Linked DNA regions of Homo sapiens: region 1 is linked to region 2. The links are chromatin loops, found by intact Hi-C in ENCODE. Cell type or tissue: mammary epithelial cell. All regions are shown on one strand.

Region 1 (8,000 bases), 1.2 Mb before region 2:
TGCAAATTTGTATCCAGTTCTTTTCACTTAACATTACAACAAAAATTCTCCTGTCATTACTGGCTTTTGAAAAACATCCTTTGGTGTAAATATTTATTCAATTAGAGGGAAAATAATGTTATATTTTTGTTGGAAATTTAAATGATTTTAATTTTTTGGTATTACAGATAGTACTTTTATCAATATCATACATAAAGCCTTTTCAGTTTTCTCATGATAGGTTTATAAAAGTGGAATTTTAAAGTCAAATACATTTATAAGACTCTGGATAGATACTCTCAACTTATTCTTCAAAATGGTTACATTGTAGAATCTGAAAATGCTTACGTCACCACACTCGAGAAACACAATTACTGTCTCTCTCTATGAAAGATGGCATAATTAGTTGGCATTATTAAAGCATCATTGCAGTATGTTGATATGTGCATATGTGTGGCAGGAGTGTGTCTGTCTGTCTGTTCTTCCTGTCTGCTATTTATTCTGAATCTACAGTGGGAGTCTGGTGTACCCAACTTTTAAGTGTGACTGGCTTCGATTTATTTTGTGTCTTTTTTGTTTTCCTTCTTTACCACACAGCCTTCTTCATATTGTCCCTCTCATTAAGAATGACTGGGTTGTTCAGGGGATTGGCAACATTTTCTTTTCCATCTGAAAGTCAGGAAAGTGCATAATAATCACGTCCTAAGAGCAATACGGATAAAACCATTGCAGGCAGTGCACAATGTGTGGCAATAGCCAGGGTTCTCTGGTGAACTCTTTTAATATGTGTTCTAAGTTGATAGGACATTTCTTTAGGAAAACTTTTTTTAGTGGCTGAATCCTATGCTGTACTGGGCTTTACCTATCAATCTACACATTTTCAGTTGTTAGTGTCAGAAACACAACCCAAATAGGGAAAATATTGGCTCAAGGGACATAGAAGTTCTAGAATTATAGCTACTTTAAATGAAATGAATGGAGGCTTGGACCATCCCTTGGGTGCCAGTTTTCCTCTCTGCCAGCCTCCCTGGTTCTGCTCCTGCCTCTACTGTCTGCCCTCTTGCAATGGGGTTCCAACTGCACATTTTCTGTCTGTCTAGTGGGAAAAGAAAGATTCCTAATCTCTGATAGCTCAAACTGAGGGTTGGGAATTGTGTCCTTATTAGGTCTGATTGGCTTTCCTTGGGTCATAAACCCAACCCAGAACCGATTCCTAAACACAGATGAGCAAAACGAACTGACTGGCTTAGCTTTGGGTGTTGTGTCCTACCCTTGGACTTGGACTGTAAGTGCAGTGGAAGGGATCCCAGACAAAAATCAGGGGTTGTTGCAGAAGTGCATACTTGGAAACCATGTGTATTATAACTCTTATCGTTCTGCATTCTAAAGGCAAGTTTCCCCCAATAAACTATAAACCCCAGGATCACAGAGACAATGTTTGTTTCGTTCTTCAATGCCAAGCTACAAGCCTTGCTCTTAGTAAGCACTCAATACGTATTTGTTGAATAAATGAATAGGAGCAGCTGATTAGCATGTCTCAATTTAATATCCTGGTATTTTTGGTAACTATGAAATTGTGGCAGTGGTAGATGCTGTGATACTTAAAAATAGTCTTTACAAATTATTAAAATTTTAAAAATTTGTAAAAAGGCCTCCCTCCTGTTGCCATGTAAAAAGTTGGTAACTTCATGGTAACTTGATCTGTGTTGCAGTTTATAATTGCAGCCTTCACTCCCTTAGCAGTGTTTGTACTCAGGAAGCTCATCGTCAGTGACTTCTATCTTCTTCTCAGCTCTAGTAGTATACAACATCTAATCATGGTCAATTAATACTTGATGGCTTCCTTCAGGACTCTAGATGCTGAAATTACTGCTCAGAGCTGAGAGTGGCTTTCCCAACATGCAACATCCATAGACAAAGCAAATGTTAAGATCCCCGACAGGCTATATTGCAAGAATGGGAAATTGAACAATTCCATGGCCGGTAAAAAGAAGACTGGCAACCTTTATAATACAAAAGGGAATATGGAATGTGACTAAGTGTGGTGTTAAACATTAAAATGACACCATCAAGAAGGACAGAAAGCACCAATGATAAGAATAAAGGGGAACAAAAATTTGGGCAAAATTTGGAACAAAATAAAGGGGAACAAAATTTTTTTTTCTTCCCCCTCTCCTCTAGTGTTTGAGGCCTGATGTGATCCAGTCAATTCCTTTATCCACCTGGGTTGTCTTATTGACCTCTTTGATGTTTTCCCTGCTGGCACTGAGGATGTTGCTGTAGTGCTGGAAAGGGCTTACTTTCGTTAACCAGTTCCCTCCCAGTTAGAACGGCTGTCCTACCTACACGTTAAGTTCATGTCCCAGGAATTGCCGAGCACTAAACTTTCATTTGTATGCTGACTGATCAATATGTCTGACGTGAATATAAGAGAGAATGAAAATCTCCATTCCAGGTATTCAGTGGAATACAATGGTGGACAAGTTTTCAAAAAATTGGGGAGGAAAGATTTCCTTTGGACTTGGAAGGGGAGTAGAGGTCTATGCAGCCCAGAAAAGAGCAGGCAGGTATACAGTGCTTAGACGGTTGTGGGAGGCAGGACAGCAGCTTTTGGGAGCTTTGGCTATATAAAATATTTCCATTCCCTGAAACAGCTAGATCTGAAGAGGGTAAACCAAGCTGAAACAGGGCTCTTCTTTCCTAAACCAGAGGAGGCCTCCCTGCCTGTTGCCACTACCTAAGGTCCTGGGACTGCTTTGCCACAGCTGTGTGAGTATGTGTGTGTATGTATGTGTATGTGTGCATGTGTGTGCGTGTGTGTGTGCATGTGTGCACATGTGTGTGTGCCCCCACTGATGACTGAGATTGAATTCTCCCCACTGTGGTATTATTTTGGGTGCAGGTGAGTGCTTAGAGCTGCAGTGGAGTGGTTTGTCTTTATAAACTCTTTGTTATATTACTGTGTTTATTTCTGTTAGAAAAACACAATTCAATAATAACATGATGTTTATGGTGGAAAACCTAAAAAATATAGGGTAGAAAAAAGAAGAATATAGAAATGACTTTTTTTTTTTTTGAGATGGAGTTTCGCTCTTGTTGCCCAGGCTGGAGTACAAGGGCGCGATCTCAGCTCACTGCAACCTCCGCCTCCTGGGTTCAAGTGATTCTCCTGCCTCAGCCTCCCGAGTAGCTGGGATTACAGGCATGCACCACCACACCCGGCTAATTTTGTATTTTTAGTAGAGATAGGGTTTCTCCATGTTGGTCAGGCTGGTCTTGAACTCCCAACCTCAGGTGATCAGCCCGCCTCAGCCTCCCAAAGTGGCAGAAGTACAGGCGTGAGCCACCGCGCCCGGCCTAGAAATGACTTTTAATCCACCACTCAATCACTATCTGTATTTTGATATATATATTTCCCCTCCTCTTTCTCTTCTTTTTCTCTTTCCCTTCCTAAAGCAAAATGATAGTGGACATACTGGCCTTTTTTTTTTTTTTTTTTTTTGTAAAACCTGGCTTTTACACACACACACTCACACATGCACACACACACAATCACTTTATATATTTGTGGTGACAACTTTCTAAGTCATTAAATATTCTTCTACAATACTATTTTTGGTGATTATAAAATGTTACACAATCCATTCAACAAGTTCTCCATTGTTGAACATGATTATTAGTTCAGATTTTTGCCGTTACAAATATCTCTCTGATAAGAAATGTATAAATCTGTTTGTGCATCCATTAATTAATTTTGAATACATCCATCATTTCACAAACTTTAGAATTTACAGGTCTGTAATGTCTCATGCTTTCTAGTGGTTTGTTGATTCCAGTTTGGGAATAAATTTCATTGAATACATTCCTGAAAGGGGGCATTGCCAGCTCAAAAGGGACCCAAAATGGTAAAGTTTTCCACATTACTCCAGAGAACCACTTTCCAACGTGCAATTGTGTGATTCTAGGATTCTGTGGTCAGGTTCTCTTTCTGGGTGACTTGCTGCAGCACAAGCCATTCTACTCTAGATGGCGATGTTTCATTAGTTTAAAAGCCTGCTCTGCCGTGGAACAGATGCATAACAATCGTTTTCCCAATTACCTGTGGATCTACTAAAACTTAGAAGAGAGACAACAATGGGGATACAGTAGTCACATAACTTTCGTCTAAAAGGCATTATTTATTCAAGGCCAAGAATCAACGAGTCCTACCCTGGCGTTCGCCCTTTGTGACATTAATCTTAGGAAAGTGGTAACTATTTACAAGGGTGCAGGATGTTGCAGATCTTGAAGCTTGAAAAGATGAAAATAAACCCCCATAGATGAAGTTCTTGTCTTGTCCCTTACCCTTGCACACTTACTCTCAATTTCTCAGGTCAACCTGGCAGGGGGATACCCTCACTTTCCCTCCTCATCCCATGACTCTCCAGTGGATTTTCTATCCCTGGGTTCTTTCTGATTTGTGGGCATGGGAATATTCACTGTTCTGAGGACAGGTCTGGTGGTGTGTCCTGCAAACCTCTCACTCACCTCTCTTCCTGTACCCAGTCTCTCTCCTGCATAAACGGAACAGGATTTGAATCTGAACACAAAAGCTTCTGGATGAGTGGCCACCCTTCAGGCAGCCCAAAGCCTCCTTATAGCACTGAAGAAACACTTTTGAGAGACATAGGTAGGAATCTTGTCACTCTTTTGGGCTGATCACTATGAGAAAATTCTACAGAGACTTTGTTCACCTGGCAAACTACTGTGCATCTTTTAAGACTCAATTCAACTCACATGTCTCATCTTCTGCAGAGCACCTCTAAGTCCAGAGACAGTAGGTTTTTCCTTTGTGCTCTCAAACACATTCATTCATTCTTTTTTCAAAATTATTTATTGAGTGCTAACTATAGTTGGGGTATACTACAAGCAAGACAGACAGGGCTGCTGCTTTTTCATAGTTCAGAACCAAATGAAATGCCATTTAATTACCAAAAATATTTTTGACAAGAATCATGAAGAACAAGTACAGGTGTTTTAAATCCTTGTGGAATTTAAATACCTACAGAATTTAAAACAACGCAGGTTGGGAAGCCAAGAATGACCAGAAGTTAATGAGGTGACGGCAGAAGGGCAAGAGAGTCGGGCAGGAAGGAAAGCCATGCACACAGGGCCCCAGGAGGGAGGAATTGAGTACATGTGAGAAACAGGGTGGGCCCAGGACAGTCAGTGCCTAATGGAGAGAGGCATGAGATGAGGCTAGAGATAATCTCCCACAGCCTATAGGCTGTACTGTGGACTTTGCATTTATCTAAGAGCATTTGGGAAACTATGCAGAGGTTTAAAATAAGAACGTGATGGGATCCAATTTGAGTTAGATAAGCTCACTCTGGCAGATATGTGGAGAACAGTTCAGTGTACAGATGCTGGGAGACTAGTTGGGAAGCTATGCCACCTTCCAGGCATAAGGTTTTAGTGCTGGTGGAGATAAAAGGGATGGATTTGAGACATAAGTAGGAGGTAGAGGAGCCATGAGGTAGTAACTAGTTATATGAAGAGTGAAGGAGAGGGAATAATCAAGGATGGCACCCAAGTCTGTGGCCTCAGTAAGTAATTGAGTTTATTAAGACCATGGGCAACTGGAAGAGAAGCAGATATGGGTACAATTTCATGATGTCAGTTTTGGACAAGTAGCATGGAAAAGCCTGAGAAATATCCAAGTAGTATTGTCAAATATATAGATTTGGGGTCTGGAAGAAAGTCAGGTGGGAAAGTTGTCCTTAAAGTGTGATCCCTAGAGCAGCAGTGTCACCTGGGAACTTATTAGAAATGCACGTTTCTGATTCACTGGAATCAGAAGTGGGAGCACAGCCCAGCAATCTGAGTGTTAACAAGTTCCCCAGATGATTCTGATTCATGCTAAAGTTTGAGAACTACTAGCATATATCTCCAACATTTAGAAGCTGTGTAGAGGAGGATGCATAATCAAAGAATCCCAAGCAATGATGAGAGGTGTAGGAGGAAAGCTGAGGAAGTATAGAGTCACAGAAACCTAACGAGAGAGAGGTCAACTGTGTGGAGGGCTGCTGTGAGGTCAAATAAAATGAAGACTGACATGGGTCCACTGGCTTAACAGTTGGTGGTCATAGCTTCAGCAATTATGGGGGAACCGTGGGGCGAGCAGCCTGTTGAGTGTGCGTTAAGGAAGGAGAGGAAGATGGAGAAATGGGGTGCTACATTTCTCTTTGATAAACCTGTCTTAGAACAGGAAATGAAAGGTGGGTGGTAATTTGACAGAAAATGTGAAGTTGGACATTTTTTATAAAGAATGTATGCTTTCTAAGCAAATGTATAGAAAAGTGCACAAATCACAATTATGAGGCTCAACTTAGACAAGTTGGTGACCAAACTCAATCACAAAAATGGAGAGTGACAGGAGATGGTGTCCTTTGCCTGGAGCACAGCCCTCCTCTGCGTACAGCTACACCATTCCAAGCCTGCTGTCTACAGAATGTTGGAGAACACGGACAGGTGCATTAGATGACTCTTCTGCCTGTAGGATCCACTCAGCACCTGGTAATGCTGGCTGGTATTCACCTGAGCCCTTCACCTGAAACGTATCTATCTTTCCCCCGAGGAAGCATGTGAGACTCAGGATGGGAACCCTACATTTACCTCCAGGGTTAGATCCTAATCAGTTAAATTAATCATGGTAATATCATCTTCCTTGCCAACGATTGGCTCAGTGCCCAGGCCTTAGCCAATCAGGGCAATTTTCACTGGTACAGGCGTGGACAAGCAAAGTAAGTTGAACCAATTAGAATGAAGGATAATGCTTTTACTCCGTGATTTGGGTGAAAGACATTCACTACACCAGAGGAGACAAAGGAAGCACGTTGCTGTTATTGCTGTTCATGGCCTTCTTCCAACAGTAAGGGAAGCTAGTTTGAAGATAAACTGTACAAAGGAAAGTAAAACAAGAGAAGTGCAGCGAAATGGTGCCGGAGCCGTGATGCAGCTACAACCTAGAGTTCTCACAATCTCTTAATTTCCTGCTGTCGGCGATAAATGTGATCATTTTGGCCGATTTGGTTCAGTTTTTCTGTTCCGTGAAGCTGAAAGCATCCTGACACAGGTAGGTATCACTGTTTTCTCGAGTACATAGATGAGTAAAGTAAGACTTAATAGAGGTGAAGTCACTCACCAGCTGTACATTTGAACCCAGAACTTCTGATTTCTAAGCCCACAATCTTATCTGTTAGCCTTATGCCTCCAGCTAAGGCTGTGTGCCCTCTCTCTCATTCCTTAGAAAGATTTATTTCTCAGAAGGCTGCTTGCATCTCCATACAAGTAAACTTCTACTGGTCTGTGTTTATCAGGGACACAGCAGAAAACAGATGGCGTACTTGGGTAGGGTAATTAAAGAACACTTAATAAGGAGTCTTCTACAAAACTGTGGGCAGAGTTAAGGGAAACCAAAAAAGGCCAATGAAACTCTCCAGGGTTCACAATAGACAAGGTTCATTCCTACTCTTAAATCCAAAAGAGCAAAACAAGAGTGAGGAAGTGGGGGACAATTCAGGGAAACTGCAGAGAGCTATACCTCTGAACCTGGGAGAGGGTCACTTTTTAAAGTCAAGGTTTTCAGTGGAGCATTGCAGTCATGGCCCAACCTGTGAGAAGACAGTAAGGGAGCCTGGGCCATATGTATTTTGATCGCTTTATTCTCTCACCCTTCAGTCTCCTGTTGGTCTCCCTTGAGAAGCCAGTGGGCAAAGGGCTTGGATGATGGAGTCCATAGAGAAGGGAACAGAGCAGGAAGAAGAGTGGAGAATAGATATGGAAGATATCCAGCACAAAGGACCTCTCATTTCCACCAGTTTCCCTGACTTGCTCAATGTTGCAGATTGGTTAACCTGGGAAGTGGACTCTGAAAATGAGATTAGCTTGCAGAATATTTTATATGAAATGTCTTTGCTGTCAACCCCCATGAAAGGAAGGGAAGGAAGTAGGATTGGGCAGAGAGGATGAGATGCAACACG
Region 2 (8,000 bases):
TATTTATATTTGAAAATTCCCCATTGATACATGAGGTTTGGATTACAACTTATTTACAATAAGTGATTTCAAAAAAAGTAAAGAAAGAGGAAGGGAAGAGGGAAGGAGGAAAAGAGAAGCTGAGAGAGAAAAAAAAAAGAGAAAGGTGGGGGAAGGAGGGAGGGAAGGAAGAAAAGGAAACCTATATTCATAGACATCATAATATGGGATGTTTATTTCCAAGAGAGATACTACTGCTGCTATCGTGCACAAGAAGCAGCACAAATTAACATTCCGCTAGATCACAATTTGCTCAACTTTCTCTCAAGATGCACAATCCTTCTTTTAGGTTTTCAAAATTAAATATAGAGGAATATAAAATGCAATGCCAATATACCTACTACAAAAATCTTTGTGGCTCATTCCTTAACTCCACTCAGAGAAGCAGCTGAGCCAGAATACAAAAATAAAAATATTGATGTGCAAATAAAACATCAGTGATCATGTCTGGTGCCACCTTTTTGTTACAGGTGACTGTCACTTTATGATAACATTGGTAATAGCATCAAAAGAGAATCTCTTCATTTCCTGGGCCAGGTCAGTGCATCCAATTAAAAGGAAAAAAGGAAAACAAGGAAAAAAAACCACCCCAAACCCCAAAAAACTCTAAACACTTAAAAATGCCAATAACATCCATACATCCCTTTCCCATCCCACCCTCATCCCCACAAAAAAATAAAAAAGCTTTTAAAGCTCTAAATATACTTTTTTTGTTTCTTTCCATAGTGTGATTGAGCCTAGGGCTATACATTTAAGTATAGCAGGTGCAATTACAAGCAAGTCCTGGCTCTGCACCCTGGACTATCCCACGCATAGGAGGTACAAAATAAATTAAACCCTTTCATTTAGGCAAACAAGCCCAAGATGAAGGAGCATAACCCTGCTTGTGAGTATCCAGTGGCATCGAGGGTATTATTTATTTCTTTTTTTTTCTTTTCTTTTATAAAAAACAGTCAAATGTTAGGGAGAGCAAAATATAATAAAATTTAAAAGGACAAAAACTCAACACTGAAGGAAAACAACTGGGGATACTTCACAATGAGAAACAGGAATGCATGCTTGATTCAAAGTATGAGATGGGTGAATTCACTCACATAGTTGTTCTAGGCCCACAGCCTAAGGCCTCAGCGTCATTCTAAACCACAGGGTTGTGTGTATTTTTCTCTTCCAAAGACACTCTTAATCCTATCCCTGAAACCAATATGGTAAGGATAAGGTTGGAGTGATCATCACTCACTAACTACAATATTTGCTATTTAAAAAATATATTTATATATAGTTCTGGAAATTATGAAGCAAACAAAATATAACACAAAGATGCATTTGTCACAATTAACTCAAGTTGCAGCAACAGCAGAATTGTGGGAAGGGACAGAGAGAGAGGGCTGCTGCAAATGCAGCAAGTACGTCCTGAAATATGTCACATAGTGCAACAGTCAGATTACCTCAGTTACTCTGCGTCACCGCACACAACATGACTAATGTCACATTGTCACTTTCCATTAAAAAAGAAAAAGACGGTGTTTCTTCTCAGAAGTTGCCCTACGAATTTTAGACATATAGCTTTAATTGATTCTATAAATATGTCTAAAATGTGGCTTTATTCTTCTCAGTTTGGAATGATCAACATACAAAATTGACATCAAGGAGGAGAGCTGTAAGTGTTCACCTTTACTCTTGAAGACAGGGTAAGGTACAAAAAAGGATCCTGGCCTTTCTCATTTCAAATGACTGCATTTCATTCCAATGAGCAGAGATTCTTCATAAACCTGTGATTTTAATGTCTTCTACCTAAAAAGATGAATTAATGGCAAACAAAAGTTTACACTATATAAACTAAATATAATGCAGAGTTGAAACTAAAGGGCTAAAATGACAAGGGCTAAAAAGGAGAAGATTTGTTACAAATTTATTTTTTATCACATTGTTCCAGCATTTTTAAAGTCAGTTGTTTCGTCTTTGGCAGCCTCTGCCAACTTTACAGTGAATCCCCATCAATGTTCTTTAAAAAAAAAAAAAAAAAAACTATTAATTCCATTAAACCATGTTGCGTCTGGTGTTGCATATGACTTTTTTTTTTTACTGCTTTTTTTTTTCTTTTTGGAATTAACAATGCCAGTTTTGTTTGTTTTTTTACAAAGTTACCGAGATGACAATATCCATAATTAGCTGACTCTTACGTACACACTGTGACCTGATCATCCTGAAAAACTTTATGGGGGAGAAAGGTCAGCAGCTTCTCTTTCTTTTTCTTGAAAATAATAAAACTGCGTATTCTACTTTATATTTAAATGTAAGGAAGAAAATATACAAGCCCATATTTATATTGTATTTCTATTAAGAGCAACAATAGTTCATATGTTCATGTTTGCTACTATCACAATTCAACATATGAACACAGATCAGCTCTATACCATGAATACTGCTGGAAGTGATGGTTTAGGATTACCAACTCACTGCTGCCATGACCAAAACAAGCAAATGCATCCTGGAAATAAACCTCCAAACACATATCTTTCAGTACGTAATAATGCAACTGCATTAGGTAAGTACATACTGTACACAAATTTTATCAGCAGTTTACCTACCCAAGATGTAAGATTCTTCATTTAAATACAAAGCAGAGAGCCAATAAGATATATATATATATATATATATATATATATATATAAAATACAGCCCTAGATTTTGTTTTTTTTGTTTTTTTTTCTTAAACAATTTGGTCACGATGCACCTTTGATATAAAAGCATTTTTAAACTTTATTATTAATACTCAGGACATTAGGAATTTCCAGATTTTTTTCAGTAGCATTTGTAGAACCACTTTTGGTAACAAATACAGTAGTTAGGAATATGCATCCAATTCAGAATGCATAATAATGTTTATCCTGAATCCTTTCCGGCTAAAAACAGGGCTGGCGCTGTGATGAGATATAGAACGAGAATCTACAAAAAACACTGTAACATGTTTGTTTTTTCCCAGAGGCTACATCCTCTTTTGCTGGAATACTTTATAAATACATATTAAAAAGTAAGGCAACAACTCCAAACAGTCCAAGCTGTTTGCTCAACTCTTTTCCCAATTAGATTTGCAATCCCGGTGATCAATTTCATGGTTGTATTGTTTAGTGTTTGTCTTTCTTATTTCAAATGGTCCAAAAGGATGTTTTTCTCACATTTCTAAAACATCTCTGGTATGTGTGTTCAATGATATATGCAACTAATACTGGTCAGGTACTGAAGCCTGTGATGTCCCAGTGCCTGTTTTCAAAGGATTCAAGACATTGATTTGGATTCACCATAAACTGATGCATGAATCCGATATTCCCTTCCCTACTATGTTTATCACCTCTTCTCTCTTAACTCCTAATTTTAAAACTAAAGGAGTACCAGGACTACCTGGTTACTGGAAAGATGTTCACCCCAGTAAACAAAACTTTTATCAGGGACTTTTATAATTCATGACCCCATTCCACGTGGACATTCAACTCAGGAAGATGTGCAAAAGAAAAAGATGTTAAATTACAGTCAAGTTATCCAGAGGAGGATGTTACACAAACTTATAAGGAAATGACAGTCTTTTTTTCTTCCTTTACTATAAATACATTTAACAGCTTAGCAGAAAGACAAGCTAAATTTAAGATTGTTCACATTTGAAAATTGTATCATACTCTCTGCTAGTGATAAATAAGGAACTCCCGATAATGGAATTTTAACATAGCAATTTCATCAACAGATCTTTGAAGACCGATTTTTTTTTTTAAAAGAGGGTGAGAACAATGATTATGTTTGCAAAGTTCTGAGAAGTCCATCTACTGTCCAAACTTTGGATTGAAGTCCTTATTTTGTTTTTTCCTTTACTTAGAGACAGGTATATACAGTGCTGCTGTAATAATGAAACAAAGGTGAAATCTACTGTAAAGTTGCACAATACAGAAAACTGTTGCTCCATCTTCTACTACATAAACGTGTGACTCCACAGGTTAGTAATGTTGTTGTCATTGTTTTTGTTAAGTTGGAATTATTCCATCACGTCTAAGACCTCTCTTTAACTCCAGATCCTCCAATTTTTTCCACAATTCTTCACGCTCCTTTTCTTTCTTTTTCTCACTGAGGAAGAAACAGAATACAATGTAAACAGCTGAGGTTTAATGAGATTATGCAACAATGAATATTTTACAATTTCACCTTAACACTCCTTTATACTTAGCTTAATTGAGAAAATTAACTTTAAAATTACTAAGAAACAAAAATGGGAATGACTTATATGCATCAGTTATTGTAAAATCAAGGGCATATTAGTGATTTTCACTTGCAGCTTAGTAAGAATCTTAATTTTTCTTTATCTCCAAATAGTTTCTCAAAAAGGATGCTGGAGATGACACTGATACAGAGAATATAGTAGGTCAAGAAAATATATCTGCTCCTTTATTCCTATTTTTCCCACCTCATGCATATTTAAATTCTTCAGTAGTTTAGAAGAAACTGAAAACTTGTGATTTCACTTTTAATGATCTGAAAAGAACTTGGTTGATATTATTAAGTATTAAATTTTAATGCATCAAGCCTTCAAATTGGGTTCAATATCAATTTCACTGATTTTAAATTTAGTGATTTTCAGACTTTGAGATTTCACTATTTGGTAAAACTTCCCCCAAAAATTAGATGTCCAAATTAGAATCGACAAACTTTATATTTTGCCAAGGACATTTTAAAATTACATTTTTACAAAAAAAGGATTTTTAACATCAACCAAGTAGGAAGTACATGATGCAGGAATATAAGACTATATTGTAAGTTATATAAATTCACATTTACTAAAAATAATTCACTACACTGTCTCTGGTTTTTTTCCATGTTGCAGCGAACCAATAAAAAGCAGACCCAGGCTGGGCGCAGTGGCTCACGCCTGTAATCCTAGCACTTTGGGAGGCCGAGGCGGGTGGATCATCAGTGAGACCCCGTCTCTACTAAAAATACAAAAATTAGCCGGGCATGGTGGCGTATGCCTAGAGTCCCAGCTACTTGGGAGGCTGAGTCAGGAGAATCGCTTGAACCCGGGGGGCGGAGATTGTGGTGGACGGAGATTGCAGCGAGCCGAGATCACACCACTGCACTCCAGTCTGGGGGACAGAGCAAGACTCCGTCTCCAAAAAAAAATAAAAAAAAAAAAATGCTGATCCAGATTAACATTCATAAATCCAGGAATTCAGATAATTCCTGAAAATGGGGGCTCCACCATCTCAGGCATGGGGATGTAATCCATGCACTACCCCACTTAGCAAGGATTAAAACTTCAGCCACAGTACAATTTCTACGCAGGGAAATCCACATGGGTTGAGTGAAATTTGTATGTAATTCCAATGCCTCATTTTTTTTAAAACATTATAACCAATGTTTTTTAAAAGTTATATTAATATCTAGAGCAATAGAGATTAATCTTCATCCCCTCCAACTCCCAAAAAACTCAAGAAAAACCTAAGTAATTTTATATTCTTATTCCACTAGAGACTTGAGGAAATGTTGAATTATAATGCCATAATAGTCTGGTATTAACCAGAAATGTTTAAGACCATATGGGAGCACAAACCAGTGGAACTCTTTACAATAAATGTTTATGGCTTAGTAAAGCCATATGGTAATTAATATCATGATCTAATAGGTAATATTTTCATAACTTAGGCCTTGTTTACCATAATTAGTTTCAGCTATCTCAAATACAAATCTGCACAATATAAATTTCAGTAAGCAGACTAGTTTTCATAAAATTACCTATTTGTTAATTTTGACCCTGAAAAAATTGCACTTATAGGACAATAAGGGCAAGATTAGATAATCCTCCAATCTTCTTCTGGCTTTTTTGTTTTTGCTTTTGTTCTTTTCTTAGAGTCAGGGTCTCATTCTGTTGCTCAGGCTAAAGTGCAGTGGCACAATCATAGCTCACTGTAGCCTCAATCACCTGGGCTCAAGCAATCCTCTTGCCTCAGCCTCCTGAGTGGCTGGGACTACAGGTGTGCACCACCACTCCTGGTGCATTCCAGATTCTAAACATAATCAAGCTGTTTGACAAATTATCACTTTTTGTTTCTCAGTACAGTCTGGGAATAATTATGAGGTCTAAATCAATGTTAGCAAAAAACACAATTTGGGTATATATAAATCAATTGTATAGATCCTGCTGACTTTCGATGAATATGACCTTTTTATTTGGAGAGATAAGGGGATGGTAAGCAAGGGCTTGGAATTTTACTCAACTAAAAAACATTTCAATGTATTTCAGGTTCACATTGCCCTAATTTGCAGTTTTAACCCATTTATGCCAGAGGTTGTAAAACTTTCTTGTGAAAAATCAGACCTTGACGATGACCTTGAGCAGTGGGATAGAAATAACTCCCACAAGCTTAGCGTTCCAATAATGGAACACTAGGCATAAATTGGTTAATTAAGTGTTGACATCATTAAAACATTCATCATCTTGTTACTAAAGTGTTTCATGTTTTTGATCAAATATGGCACTCAATGCAATTTATCCTGTTGGGCTTTTCCTCCAACTGAGCATTATGCTCAGTTATCACACGGCTTTCATACTGACAACTCTATCTTTAAAAATCCTAAATATTGCTGACACAGTTATTGTCACCCCCAATCTTTCCCACTTTTCTCTCTCCCTGTAGGTGGAAATTTTAACGCTTAACCACACTGTCATGCAGGGGATATTGTCAAATTCTCTTCTAATTTCAATTTTACATAGCACTAATGTTGGCATATGTATCTAACAGTGTTAAGTACTTATTCCACCCACCATTTTCAGATTTGTAATACTTCAAAATTTGATCTGAACTGAAACCATTAACTTCTTGCCATCCTGAAGTAAAATTGTCCATTCAGTTATTCTCTGACAGTACCAACTAAATTTCTTCATTCCCTTGTCCTATTCCCACACCTATGGAGAAACCAATGTTTCCATCTGTCAGTACACCCTTCTATTGCTCATTTGACAAATTATTATTCTTGCTTTTAAAAACCCATTTTCTTTTTTTTTTTTTTCGAGACGGAGTCTCGCTCTGTCGCCCAGGCTGGAGTGCAGTGGTGTAATCTCGGCTCACTGCAAGCTCTGCCTCCTGGGTTCACGCCATTCTCCTGCCTCACCCTCCCGAGTAGCTGGGACTACAGGCACCCGCCACCACGCCCTGCTAATTTTTTGTAGTTTTAGTAGAGACGGGGTTTCACCATGTTAGCCAGGATGGTCTCGATCTCCTAACCTCGTGATCCGCCCGCCTCGGCCTCCCAAAGAGCTGGGATTCCTCTTGTTGCCCAGGCTGGAGTACAATGATGCAATCTCTGCTCATGGCAACCTCCCCTTCCCGGGTTCAAGTGATTCTCCTGCCTCAGCCTCCTGAGTAGCTGGGATTACAGGCATGTGCCTCCACGCCCGGCTAATTTTGTATTTTTTAGTAGAGATGGAGTTTCTCCATGTTGGTCAGGCTGGTCGCAAATTCCCAACCTCAGGTGATCCGCCTGCCTTGGCCTCCCAAAGTGCTGCGATTACAGGCGTGAGCCACTACGCCTGGCCCCCATTTTCTCATTAAGAAAGTACACTCATTATAAATAACTGTAATATGCCAGAATATCATAATCAACCTCAACCAGGAATAGATAAAATAATAGTTTTATCTATTCCTGGTCCCCTTAGTTAATTCTCATCTTTTTCAAGGGTTTAGTCTATTTAGTTTAGATAATAACCAGAAAATAGTTTTATTATTGAAGTTCACTAAATACAAACCAAATAATTTGAGTGGAAATAAGTTGTTCTTCAATATTCTCTCTCTTTTTTTTTTTTTTTTTTTTTTTTTTGAGACAGAGTCTCACTCCAATGTCCAAGCTGGAGTACAGTGGCATGATCTTAGCTCACTGCAACCTCCACCTCCCGGGTTCAACTGACCCTCCCAACTCAGTCTCCC

The links. A loop is a pair of places that touch in the nucleus more often than their neighbours do. Peaks named below come from ENCODE experiments on the same cell type or tissue, not always from the same donor. Only the 100,000 strongest peaks of a DNase experiment are listed, where the experiment ranks them.
Region 1: it touches region 2 in a loop (7-fold over the local background); 8 of 110 quality-filtered maps call a loop at or near these places.

The regions. Positions count from the first base shown.
Region 1 is chr14:62,159,173-62,167,172 of GRCh38, forward strand. No RefSeq gene overlaps it. Among named protein-coding and RNA genes, the nearest start is that of LINC00644, 23 kb to the left of the region's middle. In mammary epithelial cell, a CTCF peak has its summit at 4,004; no DNase peak of the experiment used is centred here; H3K27me3 peaks cover 221 bases.
Region 2 is chr14:63,371,960-63,379,959 of GRCh38, forward strand. PPP2R5E (protein phosphatase 2 regulatory subunit B'epsilon) reads right to left here. Exons shown (of 14, transcript NM_006246.5): 14 at 1-4,149. The coding sequence ends at 4,050. Among named protein-coding and RNA genes, the nearest start is that of GPHB5, 57 kb to the left of the region's middle. In mammary epithelial cell, no CTCF peak of the experiment used is centred here; a DNase peak (open chromatin) is centred at 4,042.